3 separate regions of the Homo sapiens genome follow, and all the other regions are linked to region 1. A link is a contact called in ENCODE Hi-C or POLR2A ChIA-PET data. All regions are on one chromosome and are shown on one strand. Each heading gives the region's core, a stretch centred on a gene start or an enhancer-like site at or near the end of the contact. The rest is flanking DNA. Distances are from core to core; before and after follow the strand shown. Region 1 holds the start of LATS1 (large tumor suppressor kinase 1). Region 2 holds the start of SUMO4 (small ubiquitin like modifier 4). Region 3 holds the start of TAB2 (TGF-beta activated kinase 1 (MAP3K7) binding protein 2).

Region 1 (2,700 bases), core at 100-2,599:
ACATATTAGATTCCTATAATTCATATAATTTTAGGGCTGAAAAGGTCTTTATGGGGCACCCTTACGTTGAAGAAAGTAAGCCCTGGGGCTCTTTAGTGACCCACCTTGGGTCACATTGCCTTCTACAAACTCTGTGCTTGTAGAAAATAGACTTTCAACCAAATGTTCTTGGAACATAATCTTTTTTTTTTTTTTTTTTTTTTTGAGACGGAGTCTCGCTCTGTCGTCCAGGCTGGAGTGCGGTGGCGCGATCTCGGCTCAATGCAAGCTCCGCCTCCCGGGTTCCTGCCATTCTCCTGCCTCAGCCTCCCGAGTAGCTAGGACTACAGGCGCCCGCCACCACGCCGGGCAAATTTTTCTGGATTTTTTAGCAGAGACGGGGTTTCACCGTGTTAGGCAGGATGTTCTCGATCTCCTGACCTCGTGATCCGCCCGCCTCGGCCTCCCAAAGTGCTGGGATTACAGGCGTGAGACACCGCGCCCGTCCGGAACATAATCTTTTAACGGGTTTTCACATTTGGATTTCTAGATACAGTAAGTAGCCAGTTATTACTTTAACGTCAGAAAAAGATGTCTTTAATTTTTTTGTACTCTGTAGTAGAAAAATTACGAAAGAAGGTACTTGAAAACACTAACTGTATATTTCCTAGAGGAAAAACTGGCAAAGGCGATCTTCACAAAGGGTGGACCGTACCTTATACATCAAACCCAACGATCCCATCCCACACTTTACATTCAGCTTAACCAGAAGTAAAACCTCTTGTCACACCGTCACCGGTATTCCAATTATGGCAATAACGATCTCCTTCTACGGATGCGGTTGACAGATAAGATCTCTAAACCGCTGCTAATCAATCGGTCCTGGCTCAAGCATTTCTTATCTGCCGGATTCAGAAAATACAGATGCTGGAAGCTCACCGGCTTGTTCGGGGAAAGAACGCTAAGCAAGAATAAAATTTTATTTCAAAGCGCCAAAAATCTGGAATTCTGAGGTCCACAGGGAGGTTTCCCAGAGCAACTCAGTTGTTCCCTTCTGAGAACGTAGCTCCGTGAAATGCACATCCCTACTCGGTCCAGAGAAATAGATCAATGGGGAAAAGGATTGAATCAACCAAGTAGGCTGGGCGGGAGACAGCCTTAACCCACGGGCGCGGGCGAGTCGTATGGGCAGGGGCAGGCGGGAGCGACGTGGGGCGACGCTCACGAACGATCAGAGCTGCGGGCGACGCAACGAAGCCCGGAGGCCGCAGGCTGCGCGCTCCCTCGCAGCAGCCGGGCGGGCAAAAGCCCCCAGTCCTCGGCCCCCGCGCAAGCGACGCCGGGAAATGCCCACATCCGGGAAACCTGCAGCGGAGTGCGGCGGCGGCGACACTGAGTGGAAGGCAAAATGGCGGCGGCGGCGGCGGTGGCCTGGTGTTAAGGGGAGAGCCAGGTCCTCACGACCCCTGGGACGGGCCGCGCTGGCCCGCGGCAGCCCCCCCGTTCGTCTCCCCGCTCTGCCCCACCAGGGATACTTGGGGTTGCTGGGACGGACTCTGGCCGCCTCAGCGTCCGCCCTCAGGCCCGTGGCCGCTGTCCAGGAGCTCTGCTCTCCCCTCCAGGTAGGTCCGGGGCTGGCGTAGCGGGTGCGCTCCTCCAGTGCTCGAGTTGGCGGGGCGGTGGCCGCCGGGGCCCACGCCCATCCCCGCTGGCGAGGGTCCAGAGGTTTGGACTGGCGGGCAGAGCCGGCCCGCTCCGGGCCTGACTTGGCTGGTTGCATTGACCCGAGCTGAGCCCTGCCCTGGGGAAGCGAGGGTTGGCCGCGCCCGGTGCTGCAGGAAGAGCCCCAGGCTTTTCGGCCTCGGAGGTGCAGGTTTGGCTGGGTAGAGCCTGTCTTTCTGGCGGCGTGTCTCCCACCCCACCCCCAACACGCGAGTCGGCGGTGTCCAGGAGGGAAGGAACGGGAAAGGTGGTTCTGAAGGAAAATTGCAGTAAAAGAGCTACAGTTCTTTGGATCCCAGAGGGCCTTGATCCTGGGTATACCTTAGAGAAATCCTGGGAGTCTCTTACGTCTAGTTCAGTGTGATTTTAGGTTACTGTTCATAGTTGGAAGAGGTGGGAGAGATGGAGAGGTCTTTATGGAGTAGGAGTGTGTATATAAATACAGCAAATGAAGGAACGACAATTAAGGGAACAGTGTTTTTTATAACCTGAAATAGCTTGTAGCTCAATGAATGCCTCAGATGACTTGATTTATCCCCATTCTGACTTCTCTGTCAATTTCTAAGGGAACAAAATTTAATGTTTGTCAACTCATATGTTAATACGGCTTTTAAAACATGTATCATCCTCCAGAAGTTATTCATAAATCTAGTGAACAATAAGTATAATCTCATGCACAGAAGTAATATTGTATAACTCCAGTTTTGGAAATGGATTTGAATGTTAGCGATCATGAAACTTGTTTGAACTTTATGAATTATTTATTGAAGGTTAATAAATTTATCAGTTTATCAGTTTATCAGAAGTTTCTGATAAACTTAATTTTTTATCAAATTTCCTCCATGAGGAAGAAAAGGTAGGACATTATAATTGGAGTGAATGTTCTGTGCTACGAAAACAAAGCTTATTATCTCTGACGGTAAAATGGGGTAGTTGATTCCTTAAGGCAGTGGAGGAATTTGATTGAACAGTAAAAGAAGTAGCATTGTGTTAGTCCAA
Region 2 (2,700 bases), core at 1-2,500, 320 kb after region 1:
TTTTATATTTTTCTGTGGAATTGATCCTTTTACCATTACATAATAATCTTTGTCTCAAGTTTTAGACTTAAAAATCTATTGTTTCTGATATAATTATAGCCACTTTTGATTTCTTTTAGCTACCATTTATATAAAATCTTTTTCCATCCCTTCACTTTCTGCCTATGTGTGTCTTTAAATATAAAATGAGTCTCTTGTAGATAGTATATTATTGGATCCTGTTTTTATTTTTATTTCATTTTAAACAAAAAGTTTATTTAAATAAGAAGCCTGACTTGAAGGAAAAACTTTCTAGGATTCTTTCTTTTTTTTTTAGAGTAATTTATCCCTACTTAAAGACAGATTGCCCTACATGTAACAGCTATGTACACAAAAGTTATAAAATTGTCCTTGGTTTTACAATGATAAATGAAAAACATGAAAATCCTCCAATTGAACAAGGTATGTGAGAATTTTTTTTTGTTGTTGTTAAAACAGTGAGAGCAAAATAACTTACTAGAATATAAAGATAAGACCTGAATGAACATGCCACTAATGGATAAAGGGGGTATTTTCACAGAATCAGTATTTTTTCCCATCCTGTCTCCACTTGATGTCAATCAAAACATACCATTGGCTGTTTGGTTTGAAGAAAAAAGCAATATGCTTGTGTACACATACCAGTTACTTCATGTATAATAAAAGAATGTGGAAGGGGGAAACAAAAGAATAGAGAAAACTATACTGTAGTAGTCAGAATGTGGTGGAACCAAATTGCAGTTTTCTAATTGAGAATGCAGTAATCTTGGTCTTTAAAGAACAGCGTTCTGGAGTAAAGAAGCAGGTTCCCTTTTCAGTAGACACCTCCCGTAGGCTGTTGAAACACATCAATTGTATCTTCATCTTCCATTTCCAACTGTGCAGGTTTGTCTGTTCCACTGATTGGTTGCCCACCAAATCGGAATCTGATCTGCTTCACTGACAATCCCCGTGGTTCACAATAGGCTTTCATTAGTTTACTAAGTGGTGTCTGCCTCTTAATCTTAAACTGCACCACAGAACCATCCTGTCCCGCCACCTTCAAATTAATATGATTGTTGTTCTCAGTCTTGACTTCTTCTGTGGGCTTTTCGTTGGCCATGGTGAACACCGGAGTCTCCTCAGCTGCTGCTTCACAAAAGAGGTGGCGGGTCCGCACCTAACGAGTACACGAGCAGCAGGAAGAGCAGCAGGAGGTGACAGCGGTGGATGAGGGAGAGGGTGCGTGCACATCCTGGGCTCCCTCCCCTCCCGCTGTGTGCGCCAGCACGAGCTGTTGGGGCCTCCCATTGGCTGCTGCCAGATCCTGTTTTTAAAATCCATTCATACAACTCCTTGTGAGTGGTGAGTTTAATCCATTTCCAGTTAAGGTAATTACTAATAAGTGAGGACTTACTATTGGCAGTTTGTTGCTTCCTGTCTATTTGACAACTGTTTTGCTCCTCTTTTCCTCTTATTGTCTTGTTATTCGACAACGTTTAATCGTGATTTACTTTGATTATATTTGGTTATACTCTTCTATTTTAAGTTGATAACAACTTAACTTCAAATGCATACAAAAATACTACTGCATCTTTACAACCTCCACCCTCCCACACTTTTGTGTTCTTGCAGTTTTCTTCTTTTAATATTATGTATCCATTAACACATTTTTACCTTTTAACTTTCTTATTAGAGTTGAAAGTAAATTATATACCACGGTTAAGTGTTAATCTGTAAATATGTCTATATTTTTACCTTCAGCAGTGATATTTATGTACCTGTTTCCATTTCTACACACATTTTAATGCCTGGATCAAAACACACAGACATACTTTGAAATGTCTTAGTTTGGTGTGCATATATTCTGAGAATATCAATGATGTAAAATGATAGAAGGTAGAAAACTATTCACCTGGAATTTAGGGTATTTTGATTACTTAAAGTTATATATAAATTAAACTAAATACTCATGGGGGGGGGGAACTTCCCTAAGGTATCTTCCTTATCATTTGTCTAAAGTTTTAAATGATACAAATTTTTGTACTTAGTAATTGTTTTTTAACCAAGACTTGCTATTATTGGTTGGGAGTACATAGTGTTTCCTAAGCTCGTGCATATTACTTTTAAAAAGCTAAGAATATTACATCTTTGCATCCTTCCCAACCCCAAGCATGTAAATGAAAATAAGCAAACATCTTCTTAATGAATTCATTTAAGAATGCCAAAGTTTGAAGCAATTCTAGAGAGGAAGGTTGCTGAACAGGAAAAATTTTCTAAAATTTTGCTTTTCAAAAGTAACAGTTTTCACATTTAATGGATACACTAACCTTTGGGTTTTGGTGGCACAGGACCTACAAATCCAATATTGTCATAAAAGTTATGAATAGCGCTGGGGTTAAAATGTGGTCCTGAAATATATAAAAAGTAAATATATCAATGCTTATAGCTCAAAAACAACTTTACTTTTTAAAACAAGTATTTCTTTCTAAAAATAAACACGCTATAAGAAATGCTTTTCATTTATTTTGCCCCTCTAACCTCGAATTATATGTAAGATTTCAAAACATATTTCAAATATATTATCTTAGGTATAATGTAGTACTCATAAACACGGGTAAGTGGTAAACTGTGAAAGAAGTCAAATTAATGCTGGTAAGACATTAATAGAAGTAGAAGTAGATCCCTGTTCTATGTGGCAAG
Region 3 (2,700 bases), core at 195-2,694, 400 kb after region 1:
AACGAAATTCCTTTTCTAAAATGTGAATCAATCTGACCCCAAAATTAGACACTTTACAAACTTACCTAAAACAGACAAAATGGATGCAAAATTATATTGCCGTACAGTTGCTCTGAATACGATCTTAGCGTTCAAGAACTTTCCAATGAATAAGGGTACTCAACAGCCTGCACTGGGGGCCTAAATTTCGTGAACTACGGAGAAACCCCTGTGAGGCTGCAAATTCCCTCCGCTCTCCTGGAAAACCCTCTTATCAGAAACATTTGAAGAATTTATCCACAACAATTAAGCTGACTTGAAGAATGGAAACCTAACATCTCAAATATACTATATATGGAATGAAACATGGCCAAACACATAAATACAAACTCACACGGTCTCTGACACTTTGGTGTACGACTGTGCCTGAACATCTCACAGCATCAGCAACAGAAAGATCCACCTGTCACCTGTTCAGCACCGCCAAGAGACCCTTGCAGCCTCCCTGACTCAACCACAATCGTAGGGTTTGAGGTTGATGGGACCGAAAACCAGAAACATCCAGTGAAATTTAAGGGGCCACATATTCATAGTAGGGCTTGCCCCCCACTTCAAAGACGGCTGCAGAAAACCAAGATCCGCAAAGGAACGATGTTCTCCCTCCCGCCCGACCCCCACATAACTGCCCCGTGTCTGTCCCCAAAACCCCCGCCCCTGAGTCATCTTTAACTAGACCTCGGCTCCCCAAAAGGAGATTTTTCCTCCCCCGCCCCCACCTCACACATGCCTGGGGGCGGGTCAGGGGCGCCGACGCAGGGAGGGGCCCTCCCGAGCCCCTTGCGCCCTCCCCCACCCGGGGCTCTCCTAGGCGCTCGATTCCAATGAAGCTCCCCCTCCCCCCCCGCACGGACGCCCCGGAGCCCAGGCCCGGCCCGATGCTCCCCACCCCCACCGGACTGGGGGACTCGGGGGGCCTCCCTCTCCGCCACGCCACTGGGGGAAGGAAAGAGGCGGAGGGAGGAAGAGTGCAAGTTAGAAGCGAACGCCCCGCACGGGCCTCGCGAGGCGGCAGAGCCCCTTCCAGACGGAGGGGGGTGCGGGGCGATGAGGGGAGAGCCAGGTTGGGGATCCCGCCGAGGCCCGGCAGCGCTGTCCGCTTACCCTTTGCCGCCGCCGCTTCCCCCTCCTCCTCCTCGGCCGCCGCCGCCGCCGCCTCTCCCACTAGGGCAGCCGTCTCCACCGTCGCCTCCGCCACCACGGCCGCCGCCAGCGCCGCCGCCGCCTCCGGTTCCACCCGGCAGGGGGGACACCTCAGCCCTCCCTCCCTCCCCGCTCAGCCCCCTCCGCTCGCCCGCCGCCGCCAACTCCCTCCGGCCGCCGCCGCCGCCACCGCTCCTGGCTGAGGGGGAGGGGAGGGGGTCGGGCTGGGTCGCCCCGCCGGCGGCTGCAGCAGATCAAAAACGACGGCTGGGCGGCGTCGCCGCTCCCCAATCCTCAGCTCCGGCTCGCTCGGCCTCCCCACCTCCCTCTGCCCCCACCCCCCTCGCGCTCGCCTGCCCTCCCCCCACCCCCCCAGCTCTCGCTCGCTCTCGCCGCGGCTCCGCCAGCCCAGTCCAAATCAAAATACTGTCACACAATATGGCGGCGCGGCGGCCGGCAAACACCGCGAGATCTGCAGCCGCGGCTGAGGCGGCGGCTGTGACGAGGCCTCCCCTAGCCGAACGGCGGGGGAGCAGCAGGCGGCGGCGGCGGCGGCGGCTGCGGCTGCGGCCCGGGGATGCTCTTCCTCCGACCTGTACCCCTCCCCCGACACTCGCAGTCTCTACGCCTGTCTTGCTAGGGCTGGAGGGAGGACGCGGGCCGCCGCTGGGGCCGTGCGAGGGGGGTGCCGGTGCGGGCAGCCCGGGGAGGGCTGGGACCCCCTTTCTCCGCCTGGGCCCCCCATCCTTGGGGGTAGGTTGCGGGTTCCACCTCCCGCCACGGGGGCCGCTAGCAGTTTGGGCTGAGGGAAGAAAGGAACTGAGCTCGCGTCCCAGCTGCACCTAGCGGAGGGGCTGGCCGGGTCCGGAAGTGGGTGGCGGGACTTGCCGGGCGGCCGGCGGCGCCGCGCGGGTGGGGTCCGGGGGCCCGGCCGGACCCCGGGGCGCTGCGGCGGCCGAGAGGAGCAGGTGGGCCCGCGGCGGAGGCTGGCGCCGGGTCGCTGCGGTCCGGGACACACCCCCTTGGAGCCGGATCGCACCGCCGGCTAACGGGAGGGACCCGTGCAGAATCGTCCCTAGGGTGTGCGGGAGACGTCTTGGGAGCCTCACAACTGGCAACTTCGAGACTTGGAAAAAGTGTCGGCTTCTGACTTTTCTTGAGCAGTTGAGGGGGAAAAAAGAAATCTAAATGCTGCGAGGGTTTCGTTGTTTCGATTTTATTTTAATTGCACGTTCCTAGAAGTCCTAGAAGCAGAGCCAAAGACTAGCTTTGCGGGAAGAGGGGGGGCCTTCAAGTTTCTACCTCCTTAAATAAATATTTGTTTAGTGTCCCCCTAGGGAAAAAAAAAGCGTGTTTAATACTCAGACGTTTCTCACAATGTGAAATATTTATTTAAAAATTCTAGCGCTTCCATGGTGTCCAAAACACTAGGGCATTTTTCTGCCCCTGTCCAAAATGTCCATATCCCTGGCAGTTTCTTCCTTGAAACAATTCTTACTCCAGAGAAAAATCCTAAAGGAC

The links. Hi-C counts contacts between places; a loop is a spot of excess contacts on that map. ChIA-PET counts read pairs that join two places held with the same protein, here RNA polymerase II (POLR2A). Pooled maps may share reads with other maps.
Region 2: POLR2A ChIA-PET joins it to region 1 with 14 read pairs in activated naive CD4-positive, alpha-beta T cell. The contact joins the promoter of SUMO4 here to the promoter of LATS1 in region 1. POLR2A ChIA-PET finds 5 or more read pairs at or near these places in 3 of 52 experiments (CD8-positive, alpha-beta memory T cell, T-cell and activated naive CD4-positive, alpha-beta T cell).
Region 3: a map of B cell shows a loop between it and region 1 (7-fold over the local background). The contact joins the promoter of TAB2 here to the promoter of LATS1 in region 1. A Hi-C loop is called at or near these places in 2 of 168 maps with a recorded cell type or tissue (B cell and naive thymus-derived CD4-positive, alpha-beta T cell), 2 of 37 single-sample maps with no recorded cell type and 11 of 50 pooled maps.

Annotation. Positions count from the first base shown.
Region 1 is chr6:149,716,750-149,719,449 of GRCh38, reverse strand. LATS1 (large tumor suppressor kinase 1) reads left to right here and starts at 1,349. Exons shown (of 8, transcript NM_004690.4): 1 at 1,349-1,601. LOC645967 (a long non-coding RNA gene) reads right to left here and starts at 1,829. Exons shown (of 1, transcript NR_134652.1): 1 at 554-1,829. RefSeq lists a silencer at 1,470-1,859.
Region 2 is chr6:149,398,812-149,401,511 of GRCh38, reverse strand. SUMO4 (small ubiquitin like modifier 4) reads right to left here and starts at 1,250. Exons shown (of 1, transcript NM_001002255.2): 1 at 234-1,250. The coding sequence starts at 1,120. The coding sequence ends at 833. TAB2 (TGF-beta activated kinase 1 (MAP3K7) binding protein 2) reads right to left here. Exons shown (of 7, transcript NM_001292034.3): 6 at 2,328-2,408.
Region 3 is chr6:149,316,456-149,319,155 of GRCh38, reverse strand. It overlaps TAB2 (TGF-beta activated kinase 1 (MAP3K7) binding protein 2), which reads right to left and starts at 1,444. Exons shown (of 7, transcript NM_001292034.3): 1 at 1,141-1,444. RefSeq lists enhancers at 112-221, 382-561 and silencers at 652-1,551, 1,642-2,181, 2,232-2,301.